Regions from separate parts of the Homo sapiens genome. Here region 2 is linked to region 1. Evidence: read pairs that join two places in POLR2A ChIA-PET (ENCODE). Cell type or tissue: GM12878. All regions are shown on one strand.

Region 1 (8,000 bases):
AGTCTGTATTTTGTTTCCCTCTTTCTAAAAAAAAAAAAAAGGTTCTTGGCTTTAGAATTTAATTTTTTTTAACTTGGCGGTAAAGGTACAACCCTAACCCAGTAGTCATGCATTTTTTCACAGAATTAAATCAGAAATGGCACTGCCTGCGATAGATGCTTACTTTTATAAACTTCCTCGAAAGCATGTGCCAAGATATGTTGGAATGAGATTGACACTTGTCTGCTTATTTAAAACAACTTTCATATTTCATTGGTTTATAGTTAGGATCTTTGTTAGTTTTGTAGACTAGCAGTCCATACCCCCTTTTTTGAGCACTCTATGTAATTGTAAAGATAGGGATATTAATGTGCTGGTCCCTTAAAATGTGTAGTTGTTCTCAGGCAGAAGTATTGGTTTGCACATTGTCTCAGTTAAAGTCAATGTCACATAATTTGTCTTTTCTCTTTCTCACTGCCAACCCACACAGCCCTTCTTCAGGCATGAGCAGGGCTGCCCCACTGTCTGCCTCTGCTTCTATGTTGTCAACCCACAGGGTAGCGTCGGCTTAAATATTAACGTGGTCGGTAGAATAAAAATATTCTCTCAGTGCACAGAGAACTTGTGGTGACTGAAGAAAAGAACACTCATTAATTTGTTGACTTCAAAATGTGTGCCCTTTGGAAAACTGCTGGAAGGCCCAAATCCTGAATTAAAATGCTGATTACAATATGCACGACATTAAACAGTCAAGAAATAAAAAGAGCTTAATCCAGGGATGGCTGACTTTATAGGACTTGGGGACGATAAGCTCTAGCACCCTGCTGCTTGGGGGCCGGTTCACTCCCTGTGGTAATTCTGTTAGACAAGTAATGGCTAAGCCGTGGTACAATGTTATCAAAAAGCAGACCGCTCGTGACAACAGCAACGATTCTCAAAGAGCCATTGCCCAGAAAATCACCCCCATTCAGTGTCGTAATGACATTGGCTTTCTCCTACTAAATAGCTAATATAATGGAAAACCAATATTTGACCACAGTTTATAAAACTATTTTAAGTAAAAAAGTTAGTGACATTTTGAGACACGTGAAAGTGGCTCTCAAACTGCCTTATGACCACATGTGGCAATCTGACCTCAATTCGTTAATTATAACATGGAGAAATCTTTGTGTTTCCCAAAATTGGGCCAAGAAAAATGAATAGCAGATACCTGAACAAAAAAGTGGTGTTACAAAGCAGAAGACAGTTCAATGAATTCAACTCACCTAAGTCTCATAAGTTGGCCTTACCCAAAAGATCCCTCTCCAGGACAAGACTAAGCCAATTAAAACAATTTTAATTGTCTATATTCTAAATAAAATGTTTATCTCCTGCTACCTCCTTGGTTACTACTTCTAGACTTGTGATTCTAAATTGTGGTCACATGTCAGAATAATAGCTCATTCAGTAGGTACCATAGGTGTGGGTGAAAACTTTTAGCCCACAGCAGTCATACATGTTTACCTCTGAGTTCCTCCTGAGTCACTCAGAATTGTCTCCTGCAGTTGTCCATATATTACTGACTAGGGATCTGACTGCTTCCTCGCATACGAAGTGGCAAGTTCTAAAAAGCGCCTTCTCTTTTCTCATGAACTTTCCCTCCTCTCTGTCTTCCTCAGCATCCTGGGATGTACTGCTGGCTTTGGTACATTTTTTTTTTTAACCAAATACTGTTCTTAGCTGATCATCCTGTAGCCTGTAGTGCTCTCTATAGATTTACCCTTATAAAGATTTCTATAAAGATTCTGGCCGGGCGCGGTGGCTCACACTTGTAATCCCAGCACTTTGGGAGGACAAGATGGGCGGATCACTTGAGGTCAAGAGTTCGAGACCAGCCTTGCCAACATAATGAAACCCTGTCTCTACTAAAAATCCAAAAATTAGCCAGGCCTGGTGATGGGCATCTGTAATCCCAGCTACTCTGGAGGCTGAGGCAGAAGAATCGCTTGAACCCGGGAGGCGGAGGTTGCAGTGAACCGAGATTGCACCACTGCACTCCAGTCTAGGCAACAGAGTAACACTCTGTCTCAAAAAAAAATAAAAAAAATTCTATAAAGAGTCTATAAATATTTATCCCTGCCCTAGGTTTTATGTTTTTCAGTAAGATTACTTGTCTTCTAACATCTACTGGTGAAATGGAGTAGCAAGCTTAGGGATCATGAACAAGAATTTTTTTTTTTTAGTGCCTACTCAGGGTCCAGTGCTGTTGGTTTGTTGTTTGTTTTTTGTTTTGTTTTGTTTTTCAGGGAGTAGGAGTTGTTTTTCCTCTCTCTGTTCTTATTATAATCTATATCATTTTTCATCAGAGCGAAGTTCTTAGAAGCAGTGTTCTTGAGTTCCAAACAAGTACAGTTTGTTATAATATAGAATATGTTTTTCTTGTTAGCCATTTTCGTAAGGTGTTTTCCTCCCTATCTTCCCCCTACTCTCTTTGGGCGATGTGAGGATAGTGTTGGTGTTTGGGGTTTTTCATCTGTACTGCAAGCGTGTGGCCTTTACGATTAGTCATAATGTCCAGAGTGGGGACGAGGGAGAAAACCAGAGAGATGGAGTCTTCCTGTTTCACACGCAGATGAAGGTAAATTAAGTGACATTTATCTGCCAGCTTTTCTGTGCTCTCGTTTTCGGTCTATGTAGTTATGTTTCCTTCCATCTTCTGTGTTCTAATTTATGCTGAGGTCATGAAACTCAGTATGAGTTCAAAAATACCACCTGAGTGAGCTGTCACCAATTTCCCACACCGTGTCTAAACTTAAAAGAGCTTCCTCTCTATGTGAGTTTTCACACAGATATTGCTCATTGGTTCAGGATCAGTTCTCCTAGGGAATGTTCTCCCAGGGGCATAGGGTTTTTATTTTTGAAAACTTGGGCAGTACAGGGCAAACATGCTGAATGGATCTGTCATCTCAGCCTTTCTGCCACGGTGCCTGCATGGTGCCTGGCTGCCAGTGGAGCCATCTGACCTTAGAAACCCTCAACACTTTACAAAAGCTTAAATATTAATTTATACATGAGATCCTTAATAGGTTCTGAAGTAAAAGCAGAGTGCTACAGTGAGAAAACACCTTGACTGTGAGTTGGGGTCCCTAGCAAGATTGTCTGTAACTAATAAATTTTGTGTCATTGGGTAGGTTATTTAACCTGGGTCTTTTTCCTTATCTGTAAAGTGAGTTAGAGGAGATGATCTCTAAGATTCCTATTGGTTGCAAAAAAAAAAAAAAAAAAAAGTATGATTTTTCTCACTGGGACAAATCATCAGGTTCCCAGAATATGTTTGAGCAATGGCAAGTAGAGAAGTTTTGCCAAATTGAATGAAGGCTTTCCAGATGGCTATATTGATGGGTAGCTGAAAGGGCTGCATTCGTGCTTGACTGCAGACATCCTGAATACCACTAGACAGAGTGTTACTTTAGCCAGTAGTCAGGGAGCCACTGAAGGCCTTTGAGTAAATGAGTAATCTCACAGCCAGCCTGTCTAACTTTGCTTTCTGTTGCTTATAAAACAGAATACTGGCACCTGGATAATTTATAAGGAAAAGGGCTCATGCCTGTAATCCTAGCACTTTGGGAGATCAAGGCAGGAGGATCACTTGAGACCAAGAGGGCAACAAAGTAAAACCCTATCTCTACAAAAGTTTTAAAAGTTAGCCAGGCATGGTGGCATGTGCCTGTAGTCCCAGCTACTCAGAAGGCATTCAAGCCTGGAGTGCTATGGTTGCACCACTGCACTCCAGCCTGGATGACAGAGTGAGACTCTATAAAGAAAAAACAAGAAAAGAAAAGAAAGAAATGGAATTTATTTCTTAGAGTTATAGGGGCTAAAATGTCCAATTCTGAGGGGACACATCTGGTGAGGGCCTTTTTTGCTGAGTCCTAAGGCGGCTTAGGGCATCACATAGTGAGGGGGCCGAATGTGCTCCCTCAGGTCTCTGTTCCTCTTCTTATAGAAGCTACCAATCCCACTCCCATGATAATCCATTAATTCATTAATCCATGAATGGGTTAACCCATTTGTGAGGGCAGAGCCCTCATGACCCAATCACCTCTTAAAGGCCGCACCTCTCAAGCTGCCGCACTAGGGTTTAAATATCAGCATGAGTTTTGGAAGGGACAGATATGCAAACCATAACACAGACTAAGCAAAGATACACAGTAAGAGGGTTCCTCTATGGAGCACCAGCAGCTTCACCAATGGGCAAACCCAGAAGGGCTCCCAGACAGGAATTTGCAAATGGAGTTCCAGAAAGAACTTGGAATTGGAGGTAGAGATTGGAGAACCTTCTGAGGTGACATTGGAACCCTAAGAATAGAAAAGATCTTCTATAGAGAATGTAGGGAAGGTATGATGGTTTGGGATGAAACCTTAAGGGCAGCCAGAATAGGAGGAGGCAGTGGAGAAGGTACTGTCAGGGAGATGGGAGGTCATCCGAGAGAGCCGCCTCATGGGGACTCCCAGGAGATAGCAGCATTTCCAGGCTGGGCAGTGGTACAAATGATGCTGTACAGGTAAAGGCCTGGGAAAAGAGCCTCAGAACTGGCAATGAGGATCTCACTGCTGACCTTCAAGAGAGCTATTTCAGTATAGGGTGGGGGCAGGAACTTAATTACAGGCAGCTGAGAAAAGAGTAGAGCCAAAGTAGAGTATGTGGTTGTGGAAGGAAGAAGAAACCAGAACAGTAACTTGAAAGTGTGAGGGGAGGGTGGAGAGCAACATCAAGTGAAGGCTGATTATTGTTGAGATAGGCACACATCTCCTGCGGCTAGGGGAAGGAAGCATTGGAAAATGAAAGACTAAAGGTGCTGGATCTGAATAATGGTGGGAACAGAGCAGGCTTCAGGAAGGAGGGGAGGGCATAGAGAGGGCTTATCTTAGAAAGGAGAGGCAATGCCTGCAAGGTCACGGAGTTGGAGACAGGTGAGGATGTGAGTACGTCATGTCTGTTGGCTCTTATTTTTGCAGCAGTGTCTGTAGTTAGGTTATCTGGTAAGCAAGTAAACACAGAGACTTGGGAGCCTGCAAGAGAGTGAAGGGAACTTGGTGTAGCATCTGTGGGTTTGGCACCTGAGAGATCCTCAACCCTTGTTCATCCTTTAACACAAAAGCAGGATTGGGGCACCATAACCCAGAAGCAGTCCACATCTGCATGGGTGGAAGCCCTGACTCCAGTTGGGAGTTTCTTACTAGAGTTTCTCCCAAAGAGCTTATCACATCTCTGCATGTGTCTCCATTATCTCTCAGTTGAGTTGAATTTTTTTCAAAGAAAATGATAGCATGATTCTCAAGAGCCAACTGACTATAGAGCTATTTCTCAAGTCTCAACTTGTCTGGTTACAGACCTGAACCCGTCCTTTTCTACTTGTAGTTAGATTTTTCTTACGTGTTATGTGTAATAATTTTAAGCATCTTAATTATCAGTGCAATAATTGGGAGGTTTTTGTGTTTTATGGTTCAAGTCAGTGCCAGTTTCATTGCTTTTAGCTAAGTAGTAAGTTCTCTTAAAAGAGAAAATGTGCACTGTGTGGCCTGTTAGCTGTTGAATAATCAAGAAGCCAAATAAAAGGCTAAATTCATTGGTAGACCTCAGTGTAGGCAAAATCTGTATTTAGAACTGGCTGTAGGCAATATCCTCACCAAGGGTCCTTTTCTCTTTTCTGTCACTAAAAAGTTTGAGTTGAATAGGATATGTATTAGTAAAAAGTTTTCTGATTGCAAGTGATAGAAAAACCCTATTTGAAATAGTTTAGGTTTAAATTTTTAAAAGCAAAAAAGAATGTATTGATCCATGTAATGGGGACACTCAGTTGTGGATTGGCTTCAAGCAAGGCTGGATCCAGGCGCTTAGACAATGTTGTCAGGATTCTCTCTCCACTTCTTGAGGCTGTTTCCCTCTATGTGTTGACTTCATTATCACTGGGAGCCTGAAATTTGCATCTTTAGAGCTTGGAATCCCAAAGAAAGAGAGGCCCTCTTCCATTAAGTTTCTATATACCAAATTCCGGGAGGTGTCCGGCATGTGTCCACCCCTGAGCCAATCACCATGCCTGGGGGATGGAGGACTCTGGCCAGCCTCATCAGTCATTCACTGGGGTGGAGGGTAAGGAGTCATTTCCAGAGGCATCTCACCAGGATCACATGGAGAAGGCATTTTCCCAAAGGGAAAACTGAAGAAGCAGAGGGAAGGGATGCTGAGTTAGCAAAAACCACCAAAGTCCATTATAAACACCATAGCACAAAACCTAAACAATAAAAACAAAGATGGAGCTATTACAGTCTGTGGTTATTTTTAGAAGGCTTACAGTTTATTATTTGTTCTTGCTAATGTTAATGATGATCTTCCCTGGACAGACATCTGTACTAAAGTAGTGAAGCCTCCCTGAGGGTTTGACTTAGTGGAGGGCTGTATAAAGCGACTGTAGAAGGAACATACGTCATTTCCAAGGTGCATTTGAAATTATCTGCTCCTCCAGGGTCTACACATTGACTTGACTTGGTTTCAATAGAATAGGTTTGGTTCAGTAATTATCTGGTTTCAGTCAGGGCAAAAAGTAAACTATAAGAAAGGGTTTGGGCATTCCAGTCCTACCTGAAAGTAGGAAGTATAGAGTTCTGTAATGTTAATAATCCTTAAAAAGGTGATGCTGGAGAGGGGAGCATGCGTAGATACAGGTGTTGATGGACACATCCTGAGCTGCGAAGGTTGCTTTCCTTTCCTTCAGCTCCTGCCTTCATCCACAGAGGTGGGCCACCTGCCTGACCTTACAGTCCTGCCTCGCCCACCATGTGCAGGCTCAAGTGGTTCCTGAACTACCCTGTTAATATCACACTGTCGAAATACCATTCGACCCAGCCATCCCATTACTGGGTATAGACCCAAAGGATTATAAATCATGCTGCTATAAAGACACATGCCCACGTATGTTTATTGCGGCACTAGCAGCAAAGACTTGGAACCAACCCAAATGTCCAACAATGATAGACTGGATTAAGAAAATGTGGCACATATACACCATGGAATACTATGCAGCCATAAAAAAGGATGAGTTCATGTCCTTTGTAGGGACATGGATGAAGCTGGAAACCATCATTCTCAGCAAACTATCGCCAAGGACAAAAAACCAAATACCGCATATTCTATCTCGTAGGTGGGAATTGAACAATGAGAACACATGGACACAGGAAGGGGAACATCACACACCGGGGACTGTTGTGGGGTGGGGGGAGGGGGGAGGGATACCATTAGGAGATATACCTAATGTTAAATGACGAGTTAATGGGTGCAACACACCAGCATGGCACATGTATACATATGTAACAAACCTGCACGTTGTGCACATTTACCCTAAAACTTAAAGTATAATAATAATAATTTTAAAAAAAATCACACTGTCTCAGAAGCCTGTTTAAAATGCCATTTGCCCCATCTTCTCACCCACAACACCTACAGGCTAGCTCTTAGTGAGAATTTCTGTGATAACACAAACAATAAGAATGCTTACATTAGACAGTTGTCCGACTAAAGTGATGTTTTGCCACTATTTTTAAACCACAGGGACATGAGAGTGACTAGATTCTTCCCCTCCCTGATTTATAGCCTGTCTGCTCAGCACATCAGAAATCCCCTTCATCTTTAGATCTTTATGTAAAGTGTGATTGAAAATAGATCCAGTAAAGCCAACACAGAGAACTTTTTTTTTTTTAAAAAAAAAGCCTTTACTTACTAATTATCTTATACATTTGAAGAAAACCTGGTCATCTCATTTAATATGACCATATCAGAATTGCAGCATGTCTCAGAAAAAAAACATAAATCATGATTTTTTTCTTCTCTTTGTGAATTAACAACAAAAATGTTTATAGTTTCCAAGTGGCAGTTAGATACCACCACAAAGCCACAGTTGATAACACCATCAGTCTTTGGTTCTCAAAATAAGTAATAAACCCAGTGAAAGGACTTGGTGTAAGATTTCTGATAGTAATGCTAC
Region 2 (8,000 bases), 160 kb after region 1:
CCTCCTATTTGGGCTTACTTTATCTTTCAGAACCAAATTAGATGGTTTATCCTGTTCCTTTGTATACTCCTTTAAATCACTCTTGGTGTATTTCCCACTTTTTCCTTCCATTTAACCTTTGTAACAGACTGGCTAAAATCCATGTTTTCTTCTGTCATCTATAAGTATATTGTCCATTTTGAAGAAGGCTTTCTCATAATCTTCTTCCTTTTCAAATTCAATAAAAGCATACATCTGTAATCCCAGCACTTTGGGAGGCCAGGGCAAGTGAATCACCTGAGGTCAGGAATTCGAGACCAGCCTGGCCAATATGGCAAAACCCTGTCTTTACTAAAAATACAAAAATTAGCCAGGTGTGGTGGCACACGCCTGTAGTCCCAGCTACTTGGGAGGCTAAGGGAGGAGAATCACTTGAACCCAGGAGGCAGAGGCTGCAGTGAGCCGAGATCGTGCCACTGCACTCCAGCTTAAGCAACAGAGTGAGACTCCATCTCAACAAAAAAAGAAAGAAAGAAAGAGAGACAGAAAGAAAGAGAGAAAGAGGGAGAGAGAAAGAAAGAAAGAAAGAAAAAAAGAGAAAGAAAGAAAGAAAGAAATAACAGAGGATTTCTCCTGTCTTCCAGTCCCAGATAACTTCACAACTTCTTATTGGCCCAAATCTAGAGAGTATTATATCCAGATCCTCATCTGTGGTCACTGGATTCAATTTGCATACACAGATTTTTCCGGAGGTTTAATATCTGCATCAGGTAGGTCTCCCACCATCTCTAAAAGTAAAGCCTGAGTTTTAGCTTCTTTTTCTGCCTTTATTTCTTCTACTTCTTCGGCTGACCTTCGTTTGAAATGATCAATTTCTTCATTTGTGTCAACTCTACCACTCTTTAATTGTTCCCTTGTAGGTTCTGGTGATTGATCAGGGATTAATAAATCAGGAATGTCATCAAAATGGACCATCTAAAATCACTATATAATTTATCCTGATATCCTGATATGGTACAAAGTCCTTGTCAACAAAGGTCTCATTTATTTTCTTAATTATGTCAATGCCTTCTGTCACCTCACCAAATACTGTATGGTACCATCAAGGTAATCTAGATTTTCTCCTGTAGTGATAAGAAACTGAGATCCATGTTGATCACTGTCATTATTCACCATGGACATTGTGCCCTTCTTCTTGTGCTTAATTCTTGGGACGTTTTCTGTCTCAAAAAAGCTTGCTTGATCACCATACAATCCTAGGCCAAAAATAGACTCTCCTCCATGACCAGTCCCTGTAGGATCAACAGTTTGTATGATAAAATACCTTTGTATACTGTGAATAAGGCAATAACTGTAATATTTTATTTTGTAATATCTCAAGAAATTAAAGCAGGCGAGTACCTTCTAGATGCTTGGCACTGCCATCACAAATGCCATTAAACTGTGGTACCTGCTCTCAAAAAGTTCACAGTTGCAAGGCTGCTGCTCAGTGTGCAAATTGACAACCACATTGCCCACAGTAGTCTCCAGTAGAACCGCCATGGCACCCACTTCTCCTCAGCTATAAGCCCTGGTGAGGTCACTAATATTCTTTAAGGCAAAAACTAAAAGTCAATAGAAACTGAAAATAGGTAAAGTCTGATTATAAGAAAGAAAAATAGGGCCAGGTCCAGTGGCTCACACCTATAATCCCAGCATTTTGGGAGGCCAAGGCAGGTGGATCACTTGAGGCCAGGAGTTCGAAACCCCATCTCTACTAAAAATACAAAAAATTAGCCAGGTGTGCTGGCACACTCCCATGGTCCCAGCTATTTGGGAGGCTGAGGCAGGAGGCAGAGGTTACAGTGAGCCAAGATTGTGCCACTGTGCTTCAGCCTGGGTGACACAGCGAGACACTGCCAGAAAGAAAGACAGAAAGACAGAAAGATAAAGAAAAAATAAAAGAAGAGAAAGAAAAATGGGTCACTGCATTCAACCAAAGTTTCAGGTAAATGGTGACATAACACATGAAAAGTTTGTCACTTCCCATTCTAGCTCAGCAATAGCAGATATTTAGACAAAGCCAATTCCTCCTTATCTCAACAGCCTCACAAGGCATCACTGCCCAAGATTACTACACAGTATTATTACTACATATTACTACATTACTACACAAGAAGCCACATTCAACAATACAGTTCAGACTTCTGCACTAATGTATATGTATGCATAGAAAGAAAGGGCCAGTGACATCATCCTAGGCTAAACTATAGTATAATATTATAATAGGTAAAGGCAGCAAGATACGTTAGATGTAAGTATGTTATAGAAACCATAGGATGAACCAATTAATATTTCAAGCTTCATCTAATGAAAGAAAAATACACATAAACAGAGTGGCAACTTCAAAACAGAACACCAGAAAAAGCTCAAGCTAACTTAGAAATAAACAATTCATATATAAAATCTAAAACTCAGTGACAATAGCATATTTCTGAACAAGGATAACTCATTTAAAATCTGCTAAGAATTTGACCCACTATTTGTTACCTAAAAAGATAAAAAGTGAGCAAATGCAATTCCCTGAATGCGTTTTTTTTACAAACTAAGAGGTCACTCTGGCATGTAAAGTATTAATAGACCTTTGAAATACACTTTTTAAGCTCTATGATCGAAATATTGCAGAATACTGTAGCTTTTTTCAAAAATCTAATCTCTGAGCACAGTCTAAATCCTCACTTTTGCAATACTAATGAAACTGCATTTAGCAATGTTTGCCAACACCAGTTTAGTTAAGTCCTAGACACTTAAATGATCTGACATAAAGCAGGAAGAGGACTGTTGATTGATTCTTTTAAGGTCAATGTGTCAGAGTAACTCCAAGAATACTTTAGAAGAAATAAAATGACACTTACAAAACTTCGAAAGATATTATAAATACATTTTGTTTATAATTAGCTAATATAAACCAATCTATATTTTACTATGATATTTTTGTACCTTCATAGAAAGATCACTTCACAAGTTTGTATGAGGAATAGTAAAGTTTCCATATGGCTAGACTTGATGTAACCCTGAGCCACTGAGTCCTACTGTTTTTATTATCTTCTAAGATACCAGCATTACACTTCACTAATTCAATGTACAACTGATATATTTAACTAGAAAAGTAAATATAATTACAGAAGAAATGTTATGAGAAACTTTATCCATCACAAAGACTCTATATAATACTTTTGCTCTCCTAACAATAAACACAATTTCTAATGTTACTTATAAAAGAAAATCGTTTCCACATTAACTACTATGCAGAACTTATAGTAAGCACAAATGACATTGAAAAAATGCCAAAACACCCCAGAAGAAATTATTAAAATAGAGATTAAAATTTATTTTCTATATTACATCAACAAACCTAAAAGAAGTGAAAGAGCCAAGTACATATAAATAATTTTTTTAAGGTAGTGTGCATTGCTTTGCCATGACAGTGTTGTATAAAAAGATACTATGTTAAATGTTGCTAAAATATCAAAGGATGATAAATGTAGAGAATCATAATTATGGGGCTGAAGGTAGCCTTATAATACATTACAAATGGGCAGATTTTTTAAAGTTTACATTGCCAAATATGAATACACAAAAAAGAGACCTTATTCTACCCAGATTTTGAAATTTCATGTGAAAGGAAGTTTTTAAAAATAAAATGCTAAATTCTGTCTAAACAAAGTGATAGGTCCTTTAGGGACCAAAGGGAAGGCCCAATGATGGCATAATTACTGGGGATACTTACAGCTATTTTAAGTTCCATGCACCCTAGCGTCTAGTCCCATTTAGCTTTCTCTTCTTCCCTCACCGCCCCAAAGCTATATTTAGCCTTTCTATGACTTAACTGTATAAGCAGTGGGATAATACATTGTGCATACTTTCCTGCCCCATAACTAACTGGGTTCCAACAACAACTTTCAGCTATCTTGAAGTCAGGACTTAGAGCATTACAAGAGCCCTGTGCATGCTGCCTGACCTTGGGCAAATTACTTAACTTCCCAGGACCTCATTTCCTCATCTGTGAAAAGAGGTTAATAAAAGTACCTTATATTGGATTCTACCAAAGATTATTAGTTGGCATAAAGGCTCAATAAATAAAAATTTTAAGAATCATCTAGTCTAATAAACTTTCTTTTCCTTTAAATAGCTCAATCTTTTCCCTACCCAACCAAAATCTTAAAAAGTCTATCCCCTTCATTTTAAAGACACAGAAGATAAGATGCAGAGTTAGTGGCTTGTCATAAGACAAATGTCAAAACTGAAAAGAGAACTCAGGTTTCTTGACTCCAAATCTAGTATTTCCCAGGATACATTTATGCCTCTACGACATGTCTATGGAACCATTTGGAAAATAATTGCTTTGGCCTTTCATTTGATAATTAGTTCTAGAGAAAACAGCCCGGTTATACTATCAAGGACCAGTTCAGTCAAACATGCTTTGCTCCACCTTCATCAGAAAAACAGGAAATAATCCCAAAAGCAAATTTATAGAATCAGTTATAGCACAAGTCTAGTCAGTCAATACTCATTCAGTCTTATTCTCAATATCATCTATAGTAATCAATTTTATGTATATGTTATCAATAAGTTATTAATAAAGCTAATCAAGCCACAAGGAGTTCGTTTATGTCTTGTTCACTGTGCTTAACAATCAAGTGTGTAATGACGTTAGAAAATGTTTCATCAGAAAGCTAATTTTTTAGTAATGTAAAAGTTAAAATTAGCTATACGGACTATTCACAAAAGTTTTCTTTATGGCTACAGAGAATAAATAAGGAATTATTACTGTCAGTAGTTAATAAGTATTTGATCTTCAGTAACACTAGACAGGAAGTTGTAGCAGTTTTCACCTTTTCATTACGAAACACATCTAGATGGTTGGTGGATTTCTTAACTTTTTTTTTTTTTTTGAGACAACACCCCACTCTAGCACCCAGGCTGGAGTGCAGTAGGGTGATTTCAGCTCACTGTAACCTCTGCCGCCTGGGCTCAAGTGATCCTCCTTGAGGATCACTCAGGAGGATCCTGAGTAGCTGGACTACAGGAGTGTCCCACCATGCCCAGGCTAATTTTTATATTTTGCGCAGAGGCAAGGTCTTGTCATGTTGCTCAGGTTGGTCTTGAAATCCTGAACTCAAGCCATCTGCCTGCCTCAGCTTCCCAAAGTGCTGGGATTACAGGTGTGAGCCACCATGCCCAGCAGGATTTCTTAACAATTCTAATAACCTGGTAGACAATTTTGGACACTGACCTTGCCACACAACCGTGGGTTACTAGTTTTCCTTTCCTTTCTTTTATTTCCTTTTTCCTTTCTCCTTTCCTTTTTCCTTTCCTTTTTTTTTTTTTTTTTTTGAGATGGAGTTTCACTCTTGTTGCCCAAGCTGGAGTGCAATGGCATGATCTCAGCTCACTGCAACCTCCACCTCCCAGGTTCAAGCAACTTTCGTGTCTCAGCCTCCCGAGTAACTGGGATTATAGAGGTGTACCACCATGCCCGGCTAATTTCTGTATTTTTAGTAGAGACAGGGTTTCACCATGTTGGCCAAGCTGGTCTCAAACTCCTGATCTCAAGTAATCTGCCCACCACAGCCTCCCAAAGTGCTGGGATTACAGGCATGAGCCACTGCGCCCAGCCCACTAGCTTCTTTAAATCATCATTCTTTTTGGTGAGCCATCATTAAGGTATACGATGGTGGACTTCATTAAGTTATATACGTACACTGTTCAACCCACAAATTGCAGATTCTTGGAAGCCTGTTGTCTTTTGGGAGGGCTGAATCAACCTAGTGCCAGTTGCTGGGACAATCACTTGAGACCAGTCTCTGTTTAGTGATTCCTGAAGCTTCCATCAGTTTAGCACCATATGTAATTAACTTTTAACATTTATGAAGAGAGAAAAGGGGAGAAAAGCACTTATATTCACTACAAAGTGATTCGAGGACAGTACCGATTCTGAATACACACAAGAAAGCCCAGATACAATCATGTTCCTATCTTCAGAAACAAGAATTTCTCTCTCTATCTCAGAAACAAGGATTTCTCTCTCTCACACACACATTCTCTCTGTCTCTTTCTCCTTATATGCAAGAAAGAAATGGAGAAAAATGGCCAATCCATCTATATTTTATTTTAGTTACATTCAACAAACTAGGTCTCACATTTTTAGACATTCTGAAAATGTCAGACCATACCCCAGCACAGCGTAATAGTGCCATGGAAACAAAAGAAAACCAATTCCTTTGTCATTCTTTTAGCTTAGAAATCACAGCTGATCATCAACATTAGAGTCTTTTTGAGTTAGGAGCAACAGCATAGTCTTATGGAATGAACACTGGATCTGGAATGAGAAGATCCACATCCTAAATCCTTGCTGAATCAAAGTATACATTGCTTGGTATATAGTTAGCACACAAATATATGTTTTCTTCTTTCCTACCTAAAACTAGAGACACAGCATAGTATAGGGGAAGTCACTGAGGTATTCATGAACTTGGTATGTGCCTTAGTAACATTCACTTGGAATAAACAACACTGCTTAAAGGTATCTGCCATGTTTGTTCATGCTACAATGAAATACTTTTCCACAATTTGTTCGTAAGTAAAATCCTTAGATTTTTCAGAATTACTGCTAATCCATTATAATTTGTCTTTCAGAATAAGCACAAAAATTCTTCCAGAATAGCCAAATGATGAGTCAACTTATGGTCACTTTCAAGGGTCCAAATGAAGAGCAGAGGGAAATACAGGTAGTATCTGCCTTCCATCAGTTCCCTAGGCTTTCTATATCAATATATGAGTACTTGTGTTCCCTTTCCTCCACTTACTTTTGGCAGAAACCAGAAGTTAGATATTTTCAACCTCTCGTTAAAATAATTAAACAGTATGTAGCACAAAAAGAGTGTCAGTGATTTAGCTTCTTAGACACTTAATAAAAGAATAAATTATATACTGAAGACAAAAAGCAGTGCCAGACACAGACTAGGACAGGGGCTGCCAGAAAGTCTATCTTAGTGGTGTCTGGAAATGTTAAGTTCTGGAGAAAAGACCAAACTAAAATTAAGAAGAACTAAGTCATTAGACTATACTCTTTGGCAGATTATTAACTACCTGTGAACATTTTAATAAAACAGACTTTTAGAATTTTTTAAAATTTCAGACTAAGGAAAACCCTCTCCGACTAGCCATTTGTTGAACACTGTCATTTATTTCCATTCCACTCACTGCTGTGGAGCCCAGTTACTCCCTTATTTTCTTATTCACATGTAGTCTGACTTATCACAAGTAAAACAAAAATCACAAGGACGCCATTATCCTTCAACATTTCCCCAAAGTACAAATCCTAATTTGCATTAAGTCCTTACAGAAACGTACACGGCAGTCCTTCTGTAAAAAGTACTGTAATTAATAAAATGATTTCCAGTTCGATATATACACACAGAACTTTACATACAGTTAAAAACTGATTAAGATGATTTACACATGCTAGGTATTCAATATTCAATACGCTTACAATAACAGTTATTTGAGAGGAATATAATCTTTGAACATAAGACAATAGATTTTGATTAAATAACTATAAATTCATTTATCTATTTTGCTATTCACTGATTGATCTAGAAATTTTAGGCACCATGAGATAACTGATGGAAAAAAATAGTTCTGTAAATAATGAACACTGCTGCTCTCTAGCATAGTTTTCTGAGAATGAAAACCTTTCCCAAAAGTCAGTATGTGAAACCTGTCTCTTTAGAAAAAGCTAAAACATTAATGTAGAAGAAAGCTTTGAAACAAGTATCTATAAGCACTCAAGGAAAATTAATTAATTTTAAAATGGAAAGGGAGGATCTTAATTTTCAAGAATAGCCTGAGAATAAAACTTTATAGAAAGAGAATATCTGAGTATCTCTTTTAAAAGAGAAAAAGTTATTAAAATTTTTTGTATTCCATTGAGCACAGTATAAAAATGACTTAAAAAGATAAATTTAAGGAAAAGAGAA

Evidence for each region. Peaks named below come from ENCODE experiments on the same cell type or tissue, not always from the same donor. Only the 100,000 strongest peaks of a DNase experiment are listed, where the experiment ranks them.
Region 2: POLR2A ChIA-PET joins it to region 1 with 19 read pairs; 8 of 35 experiments call an interaction of 5 or more read pairs at or near these places.

The regions. Positions count from the first base shown.
Region 1 is chr7:8,129,092-8,137,091 of GRCh38, reverse strand. The region is part of intron 12 of ICA1 (islet cell autoantigen 1); the gene reads left to right. Among named protein-coding and RNA genes, the nearest start is that of ICA1, 130 kb to the left of the region's middle. RefSeq lists an enhancer at 2,539-2,668 and a silencer at 3,379-3,428. In GM12878, no CTCF peak of the experiment used is centred here; DNase peaks (open chromatin) are centred at 2,641, 4,781 and 7,559; H3K4me3 peaks cover 2,024 bases; H3K27ac peaks cover 6,356 bases.
Region 2 is chr7:7,973,835-7,981,834 of GRCh38, reverse strand. All of the region lies in intron 1 of GLCCI1 (glucocorticoid induced 1), which reads right to left. It also overlaps the pseudogene LOC100421597. Among named protein-coding and RNA genes, the nearest start is that of GLCCI1, 9.0 kb to the right of the region's middle. In GM12878, no CTCF peak of the experiment used is centred here; no DNase peak of the experiment used is centred here; H3K4me3 peaks cover 3,002 bases; H3K27ac peaks cover 1,802 bases.